Linked DNA regions of Homo sapiens: region 2 is linked to region 1. Evidence: chromatin contacts called from ENCODE Hi-C or POLR2A ChIA-PET data. All regions are on one chromosome and are shown on one strand. Each heading gives the region's core, a stretch centred on a gene start or an enhancer-like site at or near the end of the contact. The rest is flanking DNA. Distances are from core to core; before and after follow the strand shown.

Region 1 (3,397 bases), core at 482-2,981:
CCTCAGCCTTCCAAGCAGCTGGGACTACAGGTGTGCACCGCCATGCCTGGCTAATTTTAAATTTTTTTGTAGAGATGGGGTCTTGCTATGTTGCCCAGGCTGGCCTTGAACACCTGGCCTCAAACAATCCTCCCACCTCAGCCTCCCAACCTGCTGGGATTATAGGCATAAGCCACCATGCCTGGCCTTAATAGAATTTTTCAAAATGGGGGGAGGGGGGAAGAGAGGAAGTGTTTGGTTGTTCTCATTGTCCACTGTCGAGTGTCGTTCCTAAGACTAGAGAGGACACTCAGTGACCTTTGCTGGAATGGAGTGGAGAGAGGGAGGGGGCACCTAACAAGCACATCTCTGCCCCAGAGGTAAGTGTGAGCACTAGCAAGTCAACACACACATGCATGCACACTCACACACACACCCACACGCACACATACATGCACACCCACACGCACACCCACATACATGCACACCCACACCCACCCACACACATGCACACCCACACATGTACACCCCCCAAACGCACACACCCACACATACATGCACACCCACACACGCACACCCACATGAACACACACACACACACATACGTGCACACCCACATGAACACACATGCACACCCACACTCAAATGCATACACACATGCACACACATTGACACCCACATGCACACACACCCACATATATCACACACATATATGCACACACACATGCACCCACACACACATGCACATACATGCACACCCCCATGCACACCCCCACCCCCACACACATGCACACCCACATACACACGCATACCCACTCACATGCATACACACATATGCAGACACCCACACACGCATGCACACCCACATGCAGACACCCCATACACATACGCACGCATAGCCACTCACATGCATACACACATACACGTACTTGTGCACACAATGCACTCACATATGCATGCACACTCACACATGCATACACACATATGCACACACATGCATGCAAACTCACATGCATGTCCACACATACAGACACATGTGTGCACACATGCACACTCACTCACACACACGCTAGTCCAAGTCCTCCTGGGGCCAGTCCCAGCACAGTCTGAATGCAGTGAAAACCTTCACAGAGAAGGTGGCTGGCCCCAGCCACAGTCGTGCTGGGACACAGAGACGCGCAGGGCATGACCTCACCCTCCAAAGGCTCACTGTCCCATCAGGAGTCACATCACAGATCAAGCTGAACCTGTCTTCCCTCCAGAGCCCCACACTCCAGTCTGCAGGCCCCTGGGTGGGCCTTGCACTCTCGCTCAGGCCTTTGCACCTGCTGTGCCCTTTTTAAGAAATGCCCTTCCCCGCTGCTGGCTCCCTCTTAGCTCTTGTGGGCTCGTCAACACCTCCTGTTGTGCCCCTCGGTTGGGCTCCCTCAGCCCCTCCTTCCCTCCTCCTCCAGGATGTGGAGGTGTCAGAGCCCCCATGCACTGGCTCCTGGAGAACAGGGCTGATTGCTTTCATCTGTGTGTGCCCGGGCCTGCTACACATAACAAGGCCTGGAAAGGCCTCCGAAGAGAGGGGCCGTTGATGCAAGTTTGGAAGAATCATGAGCCATGAAGAAGGTGAATGGTGAGGGATGGGGCAGTCCAGACAGAGGGGACAGCTCAGGCAAAGGCACTAAGGCACAAGGGAGCCCGATGGGGTGTGACGTCCGTGGTGGGGCTGGCAGGAGTGGAGCAGAACGCCGAAGTGCTCTTGGCACAGACTGCAGTCAGATTCTGGGGCTGTCCAGCGGGAAATGCTCTGAGACTGTCCTAGCCTCAGCCCAGAGCCTGGGCCTGGGCTCTGGAGGGCCCTGTCCCGCCCTTCCCAAAGGGGACACGCCCACCTGGAGCCTGCACCCACTCTCCCACCCCAGACACCTGGGTACTCAGACCCCTGGAATCCAGCTGGCAGATAAACCCCCATTCTGGGGCCCCAGGGCCCTCTTCTCTGGTCCATCCTCCTGCAATGGTTTTAAATCTGACAATACATTCTTAGGCCAGGTGTGGTGGCTCATGCCTGTAATCCAGCACTTTGAGAGGCTGAGGCAGAAGGATTGCTTGAGGCCAGGAGTTCAAGACCAGACTGGGTAACATAGTGAGACCCCCCATCTCTACAAAAAAAATTTAAAATTAGCTAGGCATGGTAGTGCATACCTGTAGTCCCAGCTACTGGGGAGGCTGAGGCAAGAGGACCACTTGAGCCCAGGAAGTGGAGGCTACAGTGAACTGTGATCACACCACTGCTCTCCAGCCTGAGTGACAGAGTGAGAACCCTGTCTCTAAAAAATAAATAAATAAGTTTTTTGGTTTTTTGTTTTTTTTAAATAGAAATGGGAGTTTCCCTATATTGCCCAGGCTGGTCTCGAACTCCTGGGCTCAAAGGATCTTCCCACCTCGGCCTCCCAAAGTGAAAAAAATAAATAAATAAGTTCTTAATACTTCTCCCAACAAGTGGTGTCATCTAATTCTCTCCTCTTGAATGTGATTTGAATAAAGACCCACTTTGAACCAACAGAATGTGTGGGCAGCGCCAACACGTGACCTCTGCAGCCAGGTCCCCAAAGGCGCTAGACTTCCCCCAGCCACTCACTCACTCTCAGACCCTTGCCCTGGACTCTGAGCTGACACGTGGGAAGCCCGACTATCCTGAGGCCACCGTGCTGGAGGGGCCGGGGGGCAGCAGAGAAGCCCAAGGGGCCCCAGCTGTTCCTCGGCTCAGGCCCCGGGCCAGCAAGTGAAACATCTTCAAAATGACCTCAAGCCCTGCTAACTTTTTATTTAGAAACGGGATCTTGCTCTGTTGCCCAGGCTGGAGTGCCGTGGTGCGATCGTAGCTCACTGCAGCCTCCAACTCCCACCGGCAACCTTTTGACTGCAATTGTAGGAGAGATTGAGTAAGACCCATCTGGCTGAGCTCAGACAACTCTCACAATGTGAAGAGTAAAAGAAGAAATGACTGTTGTTTGACACTGCTAATGTTGGGCTATTGGTTTATGCAGTCCAAGATAAATAACGGATACACCCTGAGGGCACACCAGGCTGACGCTGCTGTACCCCCCAAGAGGGGGCAGCTGTTTGGGAGAGTGGACACGGCTTGAGTTCAGGAGTTCAAGACCAGCCTGGGTAATATGGCAAGACCCCATCTCAACAAAAAATAAAAAAATCAGCTGGGTGTGGTGGTGCATGCCTGTAGTCCCAGCTGCTTGGGAGGCTGAGATGGGAGGATCCCCTGAGCCCAGGAGGTCAAGGCTGCAGTGAGCCAAGATCACACCACTGCACTCCAGCCTAGATATATGGCTTAGGGAGTCCACATAAATGAGAATAAGGTCCCCTCAGAGGGGACAGAGCCGAGGTGGGTCAGCTGGGATCTTCCATTTGT
Region 2 (3,665 bases), core at 749-3,248, 75 kb before region 1:
AGGTGAGTGTAAGTGGAATGATCTTCCTCGGTGGCATGTAATTTTTTTTTTTTGAGACAAGGTCTCACTCTGTTGCCCAGGCTGGAGTACAATGACAAAATCATAGCCCACTACAGCCTCCAACTCCCAGGGTCAAGGGATCCTCCCACCTCAGCCTCCTGAGTAGCTGGGACTATAGGCACACGCCACCATGCCTGGCTAATTTTTTATTTTTTGTCGAGACAGGATCTCTTTATGTTTCCCAGGCTGGTTTCGAACTCCTGGATGCAAGTGACCCTCCTGCCTTGGCCTCCCAAAGTGCTGGGATTACAGGCGTGAGCCACTGTGCCCAGCTAGCAGCATGTAATTTGACATAGTTCCTTAAACTGAGATGAAAGTGGAACGTTTACAGAGGAGACGATGTGGGGATGTCCTAGATAAAACTGGAGCCCACCAAGAGCTTGGCCCCGACCAGTGGGGCTGTACGGGTTCCTCCGCTATGGGGACGTCAGCAGAAGAGCTTACCAGGGCCAGGCCTGAAGGGCCCTGTCCATGCTGCAAAGCCAGGCCTCCCAGGCTGTCCCCGCTCCATCCTGGCCAGTCTCTCTGCCTCACCACCTCCCACTCATGACAGCCCATCCCTCCTTCTCACCTGGTCATGCACTCCAGGGTGGCCCCAGGGGAGGCAGACGTGGCGTGGGCAATTCTTCTCATTTTACAAGTAGGGAAACTGAGGCCCAGGTAGGCAAGCCTGACTTGCTGGAGTCACACAGGAAGTTGGCAGCTCTGCCACATCCCTGGGGTCTGGAGCCCCTGCTCTGGGGAAGGAGAGGTGGGGCGCTGCCTTCCCACAGTCCCCTCAAGCTGGCAGGGACTGCTGTACCCCCAGGGTGAGAGGAGAACTAAAAGGAGCGGAAGCTGGCCTGGGTCCGGGGAGAGCCCTCGTGTTTGCCCAAAAGGGAACTGGAGAAGGGTGGCTGGGCCCATACGCAGGGAGGAGCTGTGGGGAGCTGGTGGCGGGGCAGCAAAGAGAAGTGGATTTGGTGGGTAGAGGGGCCCCTCCTTGGTTTTAGTCCTCCCCACAGCCCCTCCAAAACCGGCAGGGCTCTCTTGTCCCTTTCTCCTCTCCTGCAGCAAGCCCTATAGGAAGCGGCCTCTCTAGTGAGTGGCAGCTCAACCTCTGCTTAAATGCCTCCAGTGACGGGGAGTTCACTACCTTCCAAAGCTTTTAAAAAACGTTAACCACTGCTATTCAAGAACAATTCTAGAATTTTTTTTTGAAAGACAAGGTCTCATTCTGTCTCGCAGGCTAGAGTGCAGTGGTGTGATCACAGCTTACTGCAGCTTTGACTTCCTGGGCTCAAGCGATCCTCCCTCCTCAGCCTCCCGAGTACCTGAGACTACAGATGTGTGCCACAACACTGGCTCAATGTTTTCATTTTTTGTAGAGACAGGGTCTCACTATGTTGCCCAGGCTGGTCTCCTGGCTTCAAGCAATCCTCCTGCCTTGGCCTCCCGAAGTGCTGGGATTACAGGCAATGAGCCACTGTGTCTGGCTTTTTTTTTTTTTTTGAGACAGAGTCTTGCTCTGTCACCCAGGCTGGAGTGCAGTGGTGTGATCTCAGCTCATTGCAACCTCTGCGTCTCAGGTTCAAGCGATTCTCCTGCCTCAAGCTCCCGAGTAGCTGGGATTACAGGCGTCCGCCACCATGCCTGGCTAATTTTTGTATTTTTTGGTGGAGACAGGGTCTCACCATGTTGGCCAGGCTGGTTTCGAACTCCCGACCTCAGGTGATCTACCCGCCTCAGCCTCCCAAAGTCCTGGGATTACAGGCTGAGCCACCGCGCCCGGCCCTGCTGTTGCTTCTGAGGTTTGAAAACCGCTGCCTCAATGCTCCTGACTCAGCTCTTCTTACCCAAAGGTTCCCCCACCTCGTCTACTCTGTTCCTGCACAGTCGCCCTTTCCTCCGATGCCCCGGGCAGGTCTCTCTCTGCCAGCTCCACGCTTCTGAGAGGCCCCCAGCCTGCCTGCCACCCTGCCTGCACTAAATACCACTCAGGTTTCACTATGGGCCCCTGGATGTGTCTCACAAGCCCACAGACCCAGCCTTAGAGACGAGCACCACCATCACCCTTCCGGAACCTTCCGCCCTCTTCACACCCTGCTGCTGCCTCTAGATCCTAACCCCATCCATCGTGGGGCCCAGCTGCCCACTGCCTGGGTTCAGACCTTCTCAACACTCCCTGGCTTCTCTGCCCTAGTTTTGCCTTCTCTAATCCACCCTTGGTGGGTGGAAATATGGTTACCATGGTAACCTGAAGACAGCGCAAATCTGATCGTATCATTACAATGACTGGAAAAACCGCCAGTGCCACAAAATAAAGCTCAAGTTACTAGCTTTGCAGGCTAGGCCCTTTACCATTCCGGCAGCATTTTTGGGGGCTATTCTCCATCCCCCCCTCACTGCACAACCCCACCTGGCCACCCCAGGCTCAGGCCGCAGAACAGCATAGACCAGGGAGTGGCTTTGGCCTCATGCTAACTACCTGATTTTTGTCTGTTTCAGGCTGTTTGCTCAGTTACAAAATGGGAAGGAAGGACAACAGCACCCACCTCACAGGCTAAGCGTCTAAGAGGCTGTGTGTGAAAAGCCCACAGCACAGGGTCTGGCACGCGTGGACGTGCGGGATGGGAGGAGGGGATTTCCCAGCTCCTAATCTCTGCAGGGACTGGCCCCTGGCCTAGGGAACACCAGCTCCTCAGGGAGGGGGAGCTTTCCCTGACCCCCCGATGTGTGGCAGGCAGAGGAGAGTGAGCTACTTCTGGGAGGGGAGTTGGGGGAAAGGGCAAGTTAGTCTTTACTGAGGGTGGCAGTGAGCTGGCATTTTGGTCTCACCTCGGCTGCAGAAACCCACCCTGCTCCCGTCTTATTTCCTGGGGATTTCAGCTGTGTGCAGGCACAGATGCGTCATCCAAGTGCCCCACACGTACCTTGACCTCTTCTCCTCCCTCTGGCCAGTCCTGAACCTCTTGGTGATCCATGGCGGCACCTCTGTGTCCCACATCCTTCTCTGGCCATCTCCTTCCCTCCTTCCAGCCCTCCCTCTAGAAACCTGACCCCAACTGTCCTTCATCCCCATGGGGACATTTAGTCCACTGACTCATCACCCTCCCCTGTCCCTCCCTGAGAGAAGGAGCAGGCAGAGAGGAGCTTGCATGAGCATTCAGCAACCCTCTTCCACCCATCCTGTTTCTTTCTTTTTCTTCTTCTTCTTCTTCTTTTTTGAGACAGAGTCTCGCTCTGTCGCACAGGCTGGAGTGCAGTGGCACAATCTCGGCTCACTGCAAGTTCCGCCTCCCGGGTTCACGCCATTCTCCTGACTCAGCCTCCCAAGTAGCTGGGACTACAGGTGCCCGCCATCACGCCCAGCTAATTTTTTGTATTTTTAGTAGAGACGGGGTTTCACTGTGTTAGCCAGGATGGTCTTGATCTCCTGACCTTGTGATCTGCCCGCCTGGGCCTCCCAAAGTGCTGGGATTATAGGCGTGAGCCACCACGCCCGGCCCTTTCTCCTTCTTTTTTTTTTTTTTTTTTAAATAGAGATGCAGTCTTGTTATGTGGCTGGTCTCAAACTCCTGGGCTCAAGTGATCCTACTGCCTCGGCCTCCCAAAGTGCTGGATTA

What was found. A loop is a pair of places that touch in the nucleus more often than their neighbours do. ChIA-PET counts read pairs that join two places held with the same protein, here RNA polymerase II (POLR2A).
Region 2: a map of ovary shows a loop between it and region 1 (1.9-fold over the local background). The contact joins two enhancer-like sites. A Hi-C loop is called at or near these places in 4 of 168 maps with a recorded cell type or tissue (heart right ventricle, ovary, tibial artery and 1 more) and 1 of 37 single-sample maps with no recorded cell type. POLR2A ChIA-PET finds 5 or more read pairs at or near these places in 9 of 52 experiments (BJ, Caco-2, H1 and 6 more).

The regions. Positions count from the first base shown.
Region 1 is chr7:74,493,670-74,497,066 of GRCh38, reverse strand. All of the region lies in intron 1 of GTF2IRD1 (GTF2I repeat domain containing 1), which reads right to left. Among named protein-coding and RNA genes, the nearest start is that of WBSCR23, 37 kb to the left of the region's middle. RefSeq lists an enhancer at 1,354-1,952. Within about 2 kb of position 1,731, at least 3 of the 41 ENCODE cell types and tissues checked have a DNase peak (open chromatin) inside an H3K27ac peak, as active enhancers do.
Region 2 is chr7:74,568,249-74,571,913 of GRCh38, reverse strand. All of the region lies in intron 22 of GTF2IRD1 (GTF2I repeat domain containing 1), which reads right to left. Among named protein-coding and RNA genes, the nearest start is that of MIR10525, 26 kb to the left of the region's middle. Within about 2 kb of position 1,998, at least 3 of the 41 ENCODE cell types and tissues checked have a DNase peak (open chromatin) inside an H3K27ac peak, as active enhancers do.